3 separate regions of the Homo sapiens genome follow, and all the other regions are linked to region 1. The links are chromatin contacts, found by Hi-C or POLR2A ChIA-PET in ENCODE. All regions are on one chromosome and are shown on one strand. Each heading gives the region's core, a stretch centred on a gene start or an enhancer-like site at or near the end of the contact. The rest is flanking DNA. Distances are from core to core; before and after follow the strand shown. Region 1 holds the start of LINC01152 (long intergenic non-protein coding RNA 1152). Region 2 holds the start of SLC39A11 (solute carrier family 39 member 11). Region 3 holds the start of SSTR2 (somatostatin receptor 2).

What was found. Hi-C counts contacts between places; a loop is a spot of excess contacts on that map. ChIA-PET counts read pairs that join two places held with the same protein, here RNA polymerase II (POLR2A). Pooled maps may share reads with other maps.
Region 2: a pooled map shows a loop between it and region 1 (5-fold over the local background). The contact joins the promoter of SLC39A11 here to the promoter of LINC01152 in region 1. A Hi-C loop is called at or near these places in 1 of 37 single-sample maps with no recorded cell type and 2 of 50 pooled maps. POLR2A ChIA-PET finds 5 or more read pairs at or near these places in 1 of 52 experiments (WTC11).
Region 3: a map with no recorded cell type shows a loop between it and region 1 (8-fold over the local background). The contact joins the promoter of SSTR2 here to the promoter of LINC01152 in region 1. A Hi-C loop is called at or near these places in 6 of 37 single-sample maps with no recorded cell type and 2 of 50 pooled maps.

What each region holds. Positions count from the first base shown.
Region 1 is chr17:72,028,560-72,032,263 of GRCh38, reverse strand. It overlaps LINC01152 (long intergenic non-protein coding RNA 1152), which reads right to left and starts at 1,610. Exons shown (of 3, transcript NR_110132.1): 1 at 1,413-1,610. RefSeq lists an enhancer at 1,715-2,485.
Region 2 is chr17:73,090,141-73,093,975 of GRCh38, reverse strand. SLC39A11 (solute carrier family 39 member 11) reads left to right here and starts at 1,288. Exons shown (of 10, transcript NM_139177.4): 1 at 1,288-1,365. RefSeq lists a silencer at 2,128-2,359 and enhancers at 3,330-3,830, 3,831-3,835.
Region 3 is chr17:73,163,747-73,167,551 of GRCh38, reverse strand. It overlaps SSTR2 (somatostatin receptor 2), which reads right to left and starts at 2,542. Exons shown (of 2, transcript NM_001050.3): 1 at 2,264-2,542. RefSeq lists a silencer at 2,288-2,627 and an enhancer at 3,168-3,417.

The DNA.
Region 1 (3,704 bases), core at 361-2,860:
AAAGGCTCTGTGTTAGGGCATAGTCTAGAAACATGGGGCCCAAGGGCACCGGGAAAACTTACAAAGGGAAGAGATGGAACTGGGAGGGTTCAAGCTACCAGTTCCATCTCTCCATGTTTTAGAGAATTGGGGCACTAAGTCAGCCAGGTAAGGTCAGGTCAGAGGAGGGCCCGGATGAAGCATGAGATGCAGAGGGACAGTGCGTGAATGGAGACCTTGGGTAGCACCAACGTGTAGCGGCAGAGGTGGGGTGGATGTGGCTGATGTCAGGGAGAGAATGGGGAGCATGCACAGGGCTCAGTCTTATACATACATTGAAAATCCTTTAGCCTTTCAAAGATTATTAACCCAAATCACCTTTCTTGCTTACTCCAGATGCCTCAGCCTCTGATATAATTGCTAAGTATCTGCCGTGTTAAAAATAAACATTTGAGAATCAAGGGTGATTTTTCTCTTTTCTTTTGAATTGTAATTGCGATGTACTCATGGCCTGCCATGACGTGAGGTCTGGCTTAGATTAGCCCCTGGCTGAGAGACCCATGCTAATTTAGTGCCTGCAATTATGCCTGCCTCTAATCGTGTTCTGCTCTTTGTAGGATGTACCCTTTGCAATAGAAGCAACGGTTATGCTGGGTCATCTATACTTTCTTGCCCCAGGCCGCTTGTGACACACATTGGTGAGACAACTGGCCAGGATTAGGGGTATGATCTGTGACCCTGAAACAGAGTGAAATTGATTGGCAATGAGGGATGAGGGGGGTGATCCTATTAAAATTATAAGCACCGTAAGTATTCTAATATCTGACCCCTCACTGTAATGGATGTGCACCTACCTCCCAGCCATAAAAATGCTTCCAATAAAAGAATCAAAAACGAAAACATGCAGAAAAACTTTTATGTATGAGTGCATTTGTCTGAGGTGTCATCCAGCTGTAGCTTCAGAGTAGGGGTGCACATGTCAATTGAGAATGATCAGCCTTTGCTTTCTGTCTGCAGAGGCTGGCAAAGGGGAAACAAGCTGCATAGTTTAGTGCTGGCAAAATAAACCACTATGCAGTTATAAACAAGAGTGGGTGGGTGAGTTGAAAGATGGGTGGATGGGTGAGTGGGTTGGTCCCCTTCCTGATGTATAAAAACAGAACTCCTAGGTTTGGGGTTCATGTTACAATTGGACTCCAGGAAAACAGACTATACATTCAAAATCTAAACCAGTTTTAAAGTATAAATTAAAAAGTATTTTCCCTCTAGCACATTTAGATATTATTGTTTACTAAGAGAAAGAAGAACAGGCTACATGCCGTCTTCGATAGCTCCCTCATGCTCCTAGATCCACAAATGATACCAGGGAAGCCACTGCTTGCCTCTGTGCCTTTGGGGAGGCGGAGGTTGTAGGGGGAAGTCTGAAAGCTCACCATCACGGAGCTCCAACTCCTTCTTCCTGGGATGCGGCACTTGCCTGTGAAGCCACAGGAGGCTGGAGGGGTAGAGGCTGGGGGCAGGAAGAGGAGGAAGTGAGGAAGGGGGCGATGCCCGGGAGGGCTCTGGGAGAGTAACCAATTCCTTCACTGGGGGCAGGCGGGAGTCTCCAGGGTCACTATGGGGCAACCTGTGAAGGGAAGGGAGGAAAGGGATTTCCGGAAGTCTCCCGCTCTCCCTCCTGCCTGCTTCCCTCCTTCCCCTAGCGGTTGATTGCGAGGAGCAGCGGAAGGAAGGATGTATCAAACCGAAAGAAGAAAGAACCCCTGCCAGTCGCCCCCATGACATCCGACTCTGAACGGCAGCGATCTAGAGGCTGTGGCGTGTTGCAGATTAACAGCAGCGAGGGCAGGAGGCAAATCAGATGCCGCAGGAGCTGACTGTTTTCTTTAGCCCTGAGAGCTGACTGTAGGCACAGGTTGCATATCAAAGGCAACGGGAATCAGTCTGTGGCAATATTACATCAGGTCCTGGACTGGTGGTGGTGTTGGTTGCGGGGGTGGGCGGTGGGGTCCAAGTCCTAAAAGATGTCAGTCAAACACCAGCTGAGCTTCTAGACCTCCTTCTGTGGCCCTTCTTCTGATCAAGTATGCAAATAATAATACAGTCAGGCTCTACCTCCTGCAATTAGCACAGGGGAGGGCTGAGTAACTGGGAGGACTTAGCCTTCTCCCTGTGGTTATCTTGTAAGGCTTTGAAGTGTAACTTTTGTTTTGTTTTGCTTGCTTTCCCCCTGCATAGAAATTTCCCTTAAGGGAAGGGTGGGTCTAAACTACCTTTAAAATGAGTTTCCACTCCCTGAACAAGGCTTGTAAAAGCTTGAGAGAAAATGCCAGGGGAAAGCATGGAAACTTTCTGGGGATAAACTATGGGTCTCCACCTTTGCACTTAATCAGGGGACAGCCACTAACCCCAGTAGCTGCATGCTTTCTGCCACCTTCATCTACCTGAGCAAAACTTCAAGGACATGTTTATGCTGAATCTCCAGAGAGAGCAATAGAAGCCCAGCTTGAGGGAAATGACTGGACCTTGATTACTTAGGATAAAAAGAGATCAATTTATGGTAGGACTATCTATTTATGTCTGCACATTCATCAGGTTTGCCTAGGAAAGGAGTCTCAGAAAATGTGTTGGAATTGGGCACTTCTGATGTCTATCCTATTCCTTGTCTTGGTTGATAACACTTTCTCCAGTCCCCAGATCTCATTTTAGGAAATGAGACTTGTTATCAGGCATCCTAGAGCCTCCATATTTTTCTGAGTCTTTCTGTGTCTGCCGGCACCATTGACGTTGTTACTATTGCTGGTTTTCCTCTTATATTTTCTGTGAAAATGCTTAGGAGCTTTTAAGAACTGGTGGCCACCAGAGAGGTTAAACATTATAAACAATATAAAGCAAAGGAATCTTAGTGTGCTGTCTTTGGGGTGTGTCATTGCTGTACAGCTTCTCTTTTTTTCCTAAAAAACCCTAATCATCTTCTGTGGTGGGAGGGGTTGGAGTTGAAGGGATGGCTAGTTGAGGTGGGGGCAATTTGTGCTGTACCTGTCTCTGACAGTCTTTTAATTTTTCATTCGTCTATGCAAATTTATTGTAAAAGAGGTATGGCTTTTTCATTCTTTCACTCATTGACTTAGCCATTCAACAAACATATATCCAGCATGTGCCTTGAGTAGGACAAGGCTGAACACTGTTTTTAAAAGGTATGTTTCTGTAAAGATGCACTCTTCCCTGACCACCAGACCCTGCCAAACCTTTGAGAGAGTGTCTCTGAGAAGGAATGAGCAAGGGAAAATATCCCATTAGAAGGGAACTCTTGGGTCCTCACCCCTCCTGAGATAGAGATGAATAAGGGCATCTTCTAAAGCACTGAGAACTGTTAAGCTGTCCTTAAGCGGGTGAGGGATATGACTTTTGAAAATAATAGTAAAAACAGTTTATGTGGGGATAGTTTATGAGAGTTCACAGAACCCTTTCATGTGTGTTACTAGAATGAGTGTTGGGTTGAAGATTAGGCAGACATGCTCCCAATAATACTTTTGAAGCGCTGGACACATGCTGTGTTTCACCAAGAAGTTAGCAATTGTTCATAGTTGTAGTATCTGTGACACAGGTCCCAAATGTTCAGATTAGCTAACGTGACCAAAGAGGAGAGGCTTGACATCTCTTTCGCTTGGTTCCATCTCCTTATTTTGTCACTCAACCTAGTGTGTGTGGTCATCCGTTCACAA
Region 2 (3,835 bases), core at 39-2,538, 1.1 Mb before region 1:
GGCTTTTTTTTTTTTTTTTGAGATGGAGTTTTGCTCTGTTGCCCAGGCTGGAGTGCAGTGGCGTGATCTTGGCTCACTGCAAGCTCGGCCTCTCGGGTTCACGCCATTCTCCTGCCTCAGACTCCCGAGTAGCTGGGACTACAGGCGCCTGCCACCACGCCCAGCTAATTTTTTGTATTTTTAGTAGAGACGGGGTTTCACCGTATTAGCCAGGATGGTCTCGATCTCCAGACGTTGTGATCTGCCCGCCTCGGCCTCCCAAAGTGCTGGGATTATAGGCGTGAGCCACAGCGCCCAGCCCAGGCATCTTGTTTCTATCTATTTATTTATTTTGTTTTGTTTTTGGCTAAATCTAGTCAATCCTATCCTCTGGTCTTTTCACAGAAATCCTGCAGATCAAAGCCTTTGACCTAGGGCAGTGCTTTTCAAAGGGTGGTCCCAGGACAGCAGCATCAGCAACTCCTAGCTCAAAACAAGATCTCAGGCCAGGCGCGGTGGCTCATGCCTATAATCCAGCACTTTGGGAGGCCCACACGAGTGGATCATTTGAGGTCAGGGGTTCGAGGCCAGCCTGGGCAACGTGGTGAAACCCCGTCCCTACTAAAAAAAAAAAAAAAAAAAAAAAAAAACAAAAATTAGCGGGGCTTGGCAGCATGCACCTGTGATCCCAGCTACTCGGGAGGCTGAAGCAGGAGAATCGCTTGAACATAGGAGGCAGAGGCTGCAATCACCCGAGATTGGGCCACGGCACTCCAGCCTGGGCGAAAGAGCGAGACTCCATCTCAAAAAAACAAAAGCAAAAACAAAAAAATCCCAAAATGTCAGCCCCACCCAGAATGACGGAACCAGAGCCTCTGGGGGTGCTGGCATTTTGTGTTTGACCCCCTCCAGTGATTCTTTTGAGGGTCATTGACTGGAGAATGATGCCGATGCCATCACATTACCCGCCCCCAGCCTCTCCCGCAACACACACACAGCACATCCTGCTCTGCTGCGCACCCAGTGGCATGGACCTGGCTGCCAAAGGTGTAGAAGCATAAGTAACATCAGGGGTGTTACAAAGGGCTCTTTCCTTGGGTGTTTGTAGCTTCCCTTAGGGCTGCAGTCACTCGCAGACTGCTGGGCTCTTGGCCTCAGGGCTCTGTTCTGCCCGCCCAGATCTGTTCCTGAGCCTGCAGACGGCTGTGAACCAGAGAATCTATTCTTCAGGCGGGAGTTGCCAGTTGCGGCCAAGGGGGCGGGGCCCGGAGGCGGGAGGGCCACGTGTGCGGGAGGGAAGCAGGAAGTGACTGCGGGAGTGGAGCCGGCGAGAGAGTGGCAGCGGGGGCTGATGGAAGTGCAGTGGGGGCTGGAGAGGGCACCCTAGTGAGTTGGCTTTTCTCTCCTTCGGTGCCTTTGGTTGGGCTCGAGGCCCGGGGTCGGAGGCCATCAGGACAAGAGTGTGGGACTTGGAAGGGCAGCCACCTGGAGCTTGGAAGGGGGTACGCCTGGAGAGAGGAGGGGTTTGGAGGAGAAATTGGAGGCTTTGGCAGGTGTCGGGGCGGGGTGGGAGGGTGAGGGGCGGTGGGAAGGAAGTCCCCGGACCCCGGCTATGTCCCTCTCCAGGGTGATCTGGAAGGCAATGACATGCCTTCCTTTTACAGTCCTAACCCAAATCCTCTTCGTTCGTCCCTTCCTAGGCGGTGTGTGGGGGTACCCGGGATTCCTGGGAGCAGAGGCAGCTACAAATCCAGCTGCTCCCAGGCCCCTCCCACTTGCTCTGGCTGTTAGCTGGACCTCTGGAACTTGACTGGGAATCTGGTTAACTTGCAGCAGGTCTGGGTGGGGCGTGACAGTGTGCATTTCTAACTAATTCCCAGGTTGGGTGGTCCGCGGACCACGCTTTGAGTAGCGAGGCATTAGAGAACTTTTCCACAGTCCTCTCCGCCCAGACCTGAATCCTTCTGCTGGATTCCCCCTCGTGGAGTTAGGGCATGTGTGTGCAGCTCCACTAAGGCCCAGCAGCCCTAGTGCTGTTTCCACTTCTGCAACTTCACCAGCCTCTTGAACTGACTCTTGGAAGCGGAACAACAGGTTTAAAAGGGGGAGAAAGGAAATAAAGAAAACAAACCTGTATCAATCAGCCGGGAATGCCCATGTGCTGCTGTGGCAGGTGTGTACAAGTCTACAGGCTGTTGGCATGTTAAAAGTTGGAACGGTCAGAGAATGATTCTCCCTGCTGCTAACGAATCAGGGTTGATGGAATTAATATCCCCATCGTGAGGAATTCTGAGCCCCATTGTGTAAGCTGTGATGGAGATGCTGTGTCCTAAAGTTGTTACTGGTCTGCCGGTTAGAGAAAACTTCTTGTTCTCTTGGGACTCTGCCAGAAACTTTTTCTTCTCTTGAGACTCTGCAGAAAACTTTCTGTTCTTTTGGGACTCTTCTTTGCTCTTGCCAATCCCACATGGGGCAGGAGAACTCATTTTCTAAGCTCTTGGTATTGTAGAAGTTTTACCAGTTTTATTTATTTATTTATTTTTATTTTTTTTTGAGACAGAGCCTTGCTCTGTCACCCGGACTGGAGTGCAGTGGCGCGATCTCGGCTCACTGCAACCTCCGCCTCCCGGGTTCAAGCGATTACTCCTGCCTCAGCCTCCCGAGTAGCTGGGACTACAGGCACTGGGACTACAGGCACACACCACGACGCCCAAGTAATTTTTGTGTTTTTAGTAGAGATGGGGTTTCACCGTGTTGGCCAGGCTGGTCTCGAACTCCTGACCTCAGGTGATCTGCCCGTCTTGGCCTCCCAAGGTGCTGGGATTACAGGCATGAGCCACTGCGCCTGGCCAAGTTTTACCAGTTTTAATCTTTTGCTTTCCACAGTTTAATGTGCATAAGAATCCCCCATGGAATTCCACAAAATGCAGACCCTGATTCAGAAAGTCTGGGGTGAGACCTGAGTTTCTGCATTCCTAACTAGCTCCCAAGCCGGACCAGTGCTGCTGGTTCTCTGACCACCCTTGTAGCGAGGATTTAAAACAGCAAATAGAGAAGAAACTTCTCCGAGGGGCACTGGGCTTGCATTGCCCGTGATCAATGCTGCTCCTGTTGGGATGGAAAGGATGGTGGCCTCGGTCTTCCCTCTGTGTCCCTTTTTCTTACTCAGGAGGGTGCTCAGATATACATGGGGACAGGCTTAGACGGGTGTTTCCCTATCCCACTAACCACCAGGAACACCCACGAGCTCCCTCTGTTCTGTTCACCAGCCCACAAGATCCACATTGACTTTGGCCTGTTGGCAAATGTAAATTGTTTGCTCTCTTCTGTAGCTGTCAAGAGGCACATTCAAATACAGGAAAGAAAGGTGTTTTTGTTATGCCCTGTCTTGGATGATAAGTACTAAGAGGATGATCCCTTTGTGCTGTTCTTTGTAAATGCTGTTTGAAATTTTGTCCACAGCAACTCGGAATAGATGATTGGTGTAATGGTCCAGATGGCTTGGTTTAAAAACAAAGACCAACCCCTCTTTTTAGGGTGGCTTAGCAAGATGACGGATGTAAAGGGTAGTAGTTTTTTGAAAATGATTTTTTTTTTCTTTAATTGGCGTGGTCACAGTTTTCACAGTTGGTGCAGTTCGTTTAGAGTGCGGGAACTAGAGTCTGATTCCATAGATGCTATTTATCTCAGAGTTTCTGGCACAGGGGCTGAGCCAGGGCTCACCTGGGCTCACCTGGACCTATACCCTTCCTAGGTTTGAGCCTGGGTGTGTTGCTGAGCCGCTTGGCATAAGGGCTGCGTCCACACTCTGCCATGGTTTCCTTCCAGGGTCAATCGAGGCAGCGTCTTCAGCTCT
Region 3 (3,805 bases), core at 1,293-3,792, 1.1 Mb before region 1:
AGCAGAGTGGGACTAATTCACTTGGCTGACACATTTCCCCTGAGCTAGGTCCTTTTCCTGGTGCCTGGGTGTAGATGGAAGATTACTTCTTAATCCTTGGAAAGACTGCAGATCAGTTAAAGGAGACTTGGCCAGCAACAAGTACTTGAGGATCCTTGCTCACCTTTGCTTCTGATTGATTCTGAACTGCCAGGTGCATTGCTCGTTCCTTCTGTGCTCATTTCCCTACCACACAACTGTCTGTGAAGTGAGATCTGGGCTTTGTGGCTGACCATTTTGTGAAGTATTTGAGGCACCTGGAATTTCATGTCTGCATTGCGTAAAAAAGCATAGACTGGCAGCAATTAAAACAGAAGCTGTACAGAAACTGTGGTTAGTATCCCTGGATTAACTTGGGTAGTTTCGTTATCACTTCTAACCATCTGGTCAGTTGGTTTAATTCTACAGAGCCAGAATCCTATTCAAGCTGCCTGCAATCAGAGTGTACCTTATCATGGGGATTTCCAGGGGCCCATCTATATAACATGAATGGTCACACTCCAATGTCTGAGTAACACGGAATCCCCCTGGGTTGGCAGAGCCCCTGTCTAAGAGCTTTTGGGCTAGGAACGATGATGGTGCAGGGAGTATGAGAGAGGGTTGAGTGTTGCTTTCCAGCCCTAACTCGGTCATTTTAACTGGAGTTTGAGTCAACAGGACAGAATTGCTTAATGGTAGCAACAGACAGGGTTCAGAGTCTTGGTGAAGGTGGTGGAGGTGGGAGGCTGGGGAGCCGGCTGAGAGTGGGAAGGCTCCTCTAAGCAAGAAATGAGCTTAAATCATGGGGAGTCTTATTTAACAAAGAAGTCAGCCGCTTAAGGTCTTCCAGAGACTTCTGTTTCATTTTTGTTTCAGAGAAAGAATATTCCAATGCCAGGCAGACAATTCTAGATGAATTGTGGTTAAATTAAATGTACAAGGAAGTTTCGTTTTCTGCATTCTTTGTTTTTCCAGCCCAAGAATTGTTAGATGCTGGAAATGGCTAGTGGTTGGTTTCCTCTGAACCATGTCCAGGCTCTGTAGAGAGGAGGGTGAGAATGGTCTCACGCACCTGCCCCCCCCGCCCCCCTTTTACATAGGGGCTGTGATTACCAGCCCAAGAAATGAGTGTTGGGATGGCGACCCGACATCAGGGGAGGTCCTAAATCCTACTCAGCTTCAGTTTCTCCTCTCCCCATCATGTTTCCCGCATTCACTTCCCACCCCCCGCCTCCCTCAGGGCCTGCAGAACCCGGCTTGGTCTCTGTGCGGCTAGAGCGAGAGCCCCCACTGGCAGGGTGACAAAAGCCCCTGAGGGCCACCGCGGCGCGTGAGCGCCTGGGAAAAGCCGGGGCGGTGCTGGCCTACGGGGTTGAGAAATGGAGGGGCGAGTGTCAGGACCGCGGAGCCGGTTGCTCCCGGCTGGCACAGAAAGTCCTCCTCCTGGCCATCCAACTCGCTGATCCTCAGAGCAAGGGTTTCCCAAAGAACTCTGTGCCATTTCCAGGAAGACGAGGCAAGAGCGGAGATTGTGGCGCCAGCACGCCCAGTATCGAAACGCACAGCAGGGGTGCCGGGTGTGGGGGGGGGGCGCTGAGGACAGAGACATCGGGGCGCAGAAGACAGTCGCTTGGGGGACTTGGCCAGCGGCTTTTGGGCACGGCCTATGCAGTGGTTTTTTCTCTCCAAACCTAGACAAACTGTCCTTTCTGTCCCGAGGTGGGGGACGGGGACGGATCCTAGATCGTTCAGCGTCTAGGGAGAGAAGCCCCTCTTTCTCCGCTCTGCGCCCGCCGCCTGCCTCTGGCAGGCTCGGATCTCCGGGTGCGCTCCCGCAGGAGCCCCAGCTGGCATCTCACGGCCTCGCTCCCCTCGCGCCAGGTCTCTTTTGTAGGGGGCTGGGAGAGAAGTTGTCACCCGTCGCAGCTACCTGAAATCTCGGGCTAAAGGGCACACGCCACGCACACGGGCATGAGGCTGCGAGGACACGTCCGTTCCAGCACACTCTACCCACAGCCCCCTTACTCAGGCAAGGGTACCCGTTGTCGTTCATTCCTACTACAATCACCCCAAAAGGCACAAGAGCGGAGAATCACGCACCGGGACCTAAGCTCAGGCACTCGGATGGGCACACCACCATCAGCGCAGATGCACACAGGTGCCCAAGTGCGCTTCTCGCTCCCTCCATCTCTCTTATCACACACACACACACACACACACACACACACACACACACACCCCTCACCTTTGCTTTTCCGCTGCAATCCGCTAGCTCCGGTCTCCGACACCCAGCGGCTGTCCCCGAGCCAGCTGGGCGCCGGGGCGCGCAGCAGCTTGGCTAGCGCCTGGCGCCGGACGTTTGGGGTTCCTGGCTCCTCGACCCTCTTGTGCCGGCTCCCGCTAGCCCCTCGCACGTAGAGAGCTCCCCTCGCCCGCAGACCCCCGGCGCCAAGCCTCAGACTGGGGCTCTGGGCGCTGGTGGTCTTGCGAGCGCGCGCGCATGGGTGGCTGCGCCGCTGGGACTGGCCCAGCCAGCCCGGGCCCCTCGGCACATTTCCCCACGCCCCCCTCCCGCTACGTCACAGCGGCTTCGCTCCGCCCCCCCAACCCCTCCTCCCGGGTCCTGCAGAAGGACAGGGGTGAGACCGGCTGAAACGCCTGCGGGTGGCCGCAGGCAGAGCTTACAGACAGCCGGGGAGCGGGGAGAGAGGGGACCCGCCTGCGGGGGCGTAAAAGGTTAAGCGTTTTCGGTCTCCTCAAGACTCATGGCAAGGACAAGCGCTATTTTCCCTCTGATTTCACAGAGTCGATTCCCTTCCACCCATATATTCTAGGCAGCTGGAGTGGCGGCCGGGGTGACCCAGACTTATACCGGGACCTCTGTGATTTCCTTAGCCAAACAAGTTAGCAAAGCTGTGTTTACCGTGGGCCAGCCCCGGGCGCAGGGCGCAGGGCCAGGCTAAGAGTAGGGAGAAAAAGGGCTCAGGGGATAGCGCTTCTCCATGCAGTTCCCAATGAGCGCAGGGAGTGTAAACCCGCACCTGGAGTCCAAGATTCAGTCCTAGGAGCCATCAGAGGGCCAGTGGACGTCGACTGGTCCCAGCTGTCCCTGCGTCCCACAGCTTGGAGGTGCAGCGGCCATACAGGTGGTCCCCTTGCTGTAGCCACGTCAGTCAGCACCTGCTGGTCTGACCCAGCACAGTCTCTCCTACATGCTGTGAGGGAGCAAAGGGGAGCAGGCAAGAAGTGGGAGTCGCATGGAGTTGCAGCTGTTTATTTTTGACTGTGATGATTCAGCCTCTTTTCCAATAGTTTAATAAGTCATAATCAATCCTGCAGCCTCCCCTTCCTCACCCTCCTCCAAGTACATAGGTATACACACACACACACACACACACACACACACACACCATCCTCAGTACAGTTTTAGAGGATGTGAAAACAGAAAGCAAACCCCAACTAGCTTTCTCTGTGAGCTGAGCTGCCTTGATTTGTCCATCCTATTATCTGATTTCCAATTCACCAGGGAAAAGTAAAAGTCCAGAAGCTGTGTGGCAGGTGGGGTGAGCCTTAGAGATAGATGAGTGACATGGAAAAGCAACCACCAGGTACAGCAGCAGCCAGCTCTCTCTTCTATCTGGGCCAAGCTGTATCTTGGGGTACCCACTGTGAGATGGGGATCAGGAGTTTCCATCTCTCTCTGAGACGTTGGTCATGATAGGGCTTAAATCTTGGCATCCTGGAGCTCAGGGTGAGATGGAAATTGAGCTGCAATTGCCTTAAGTTC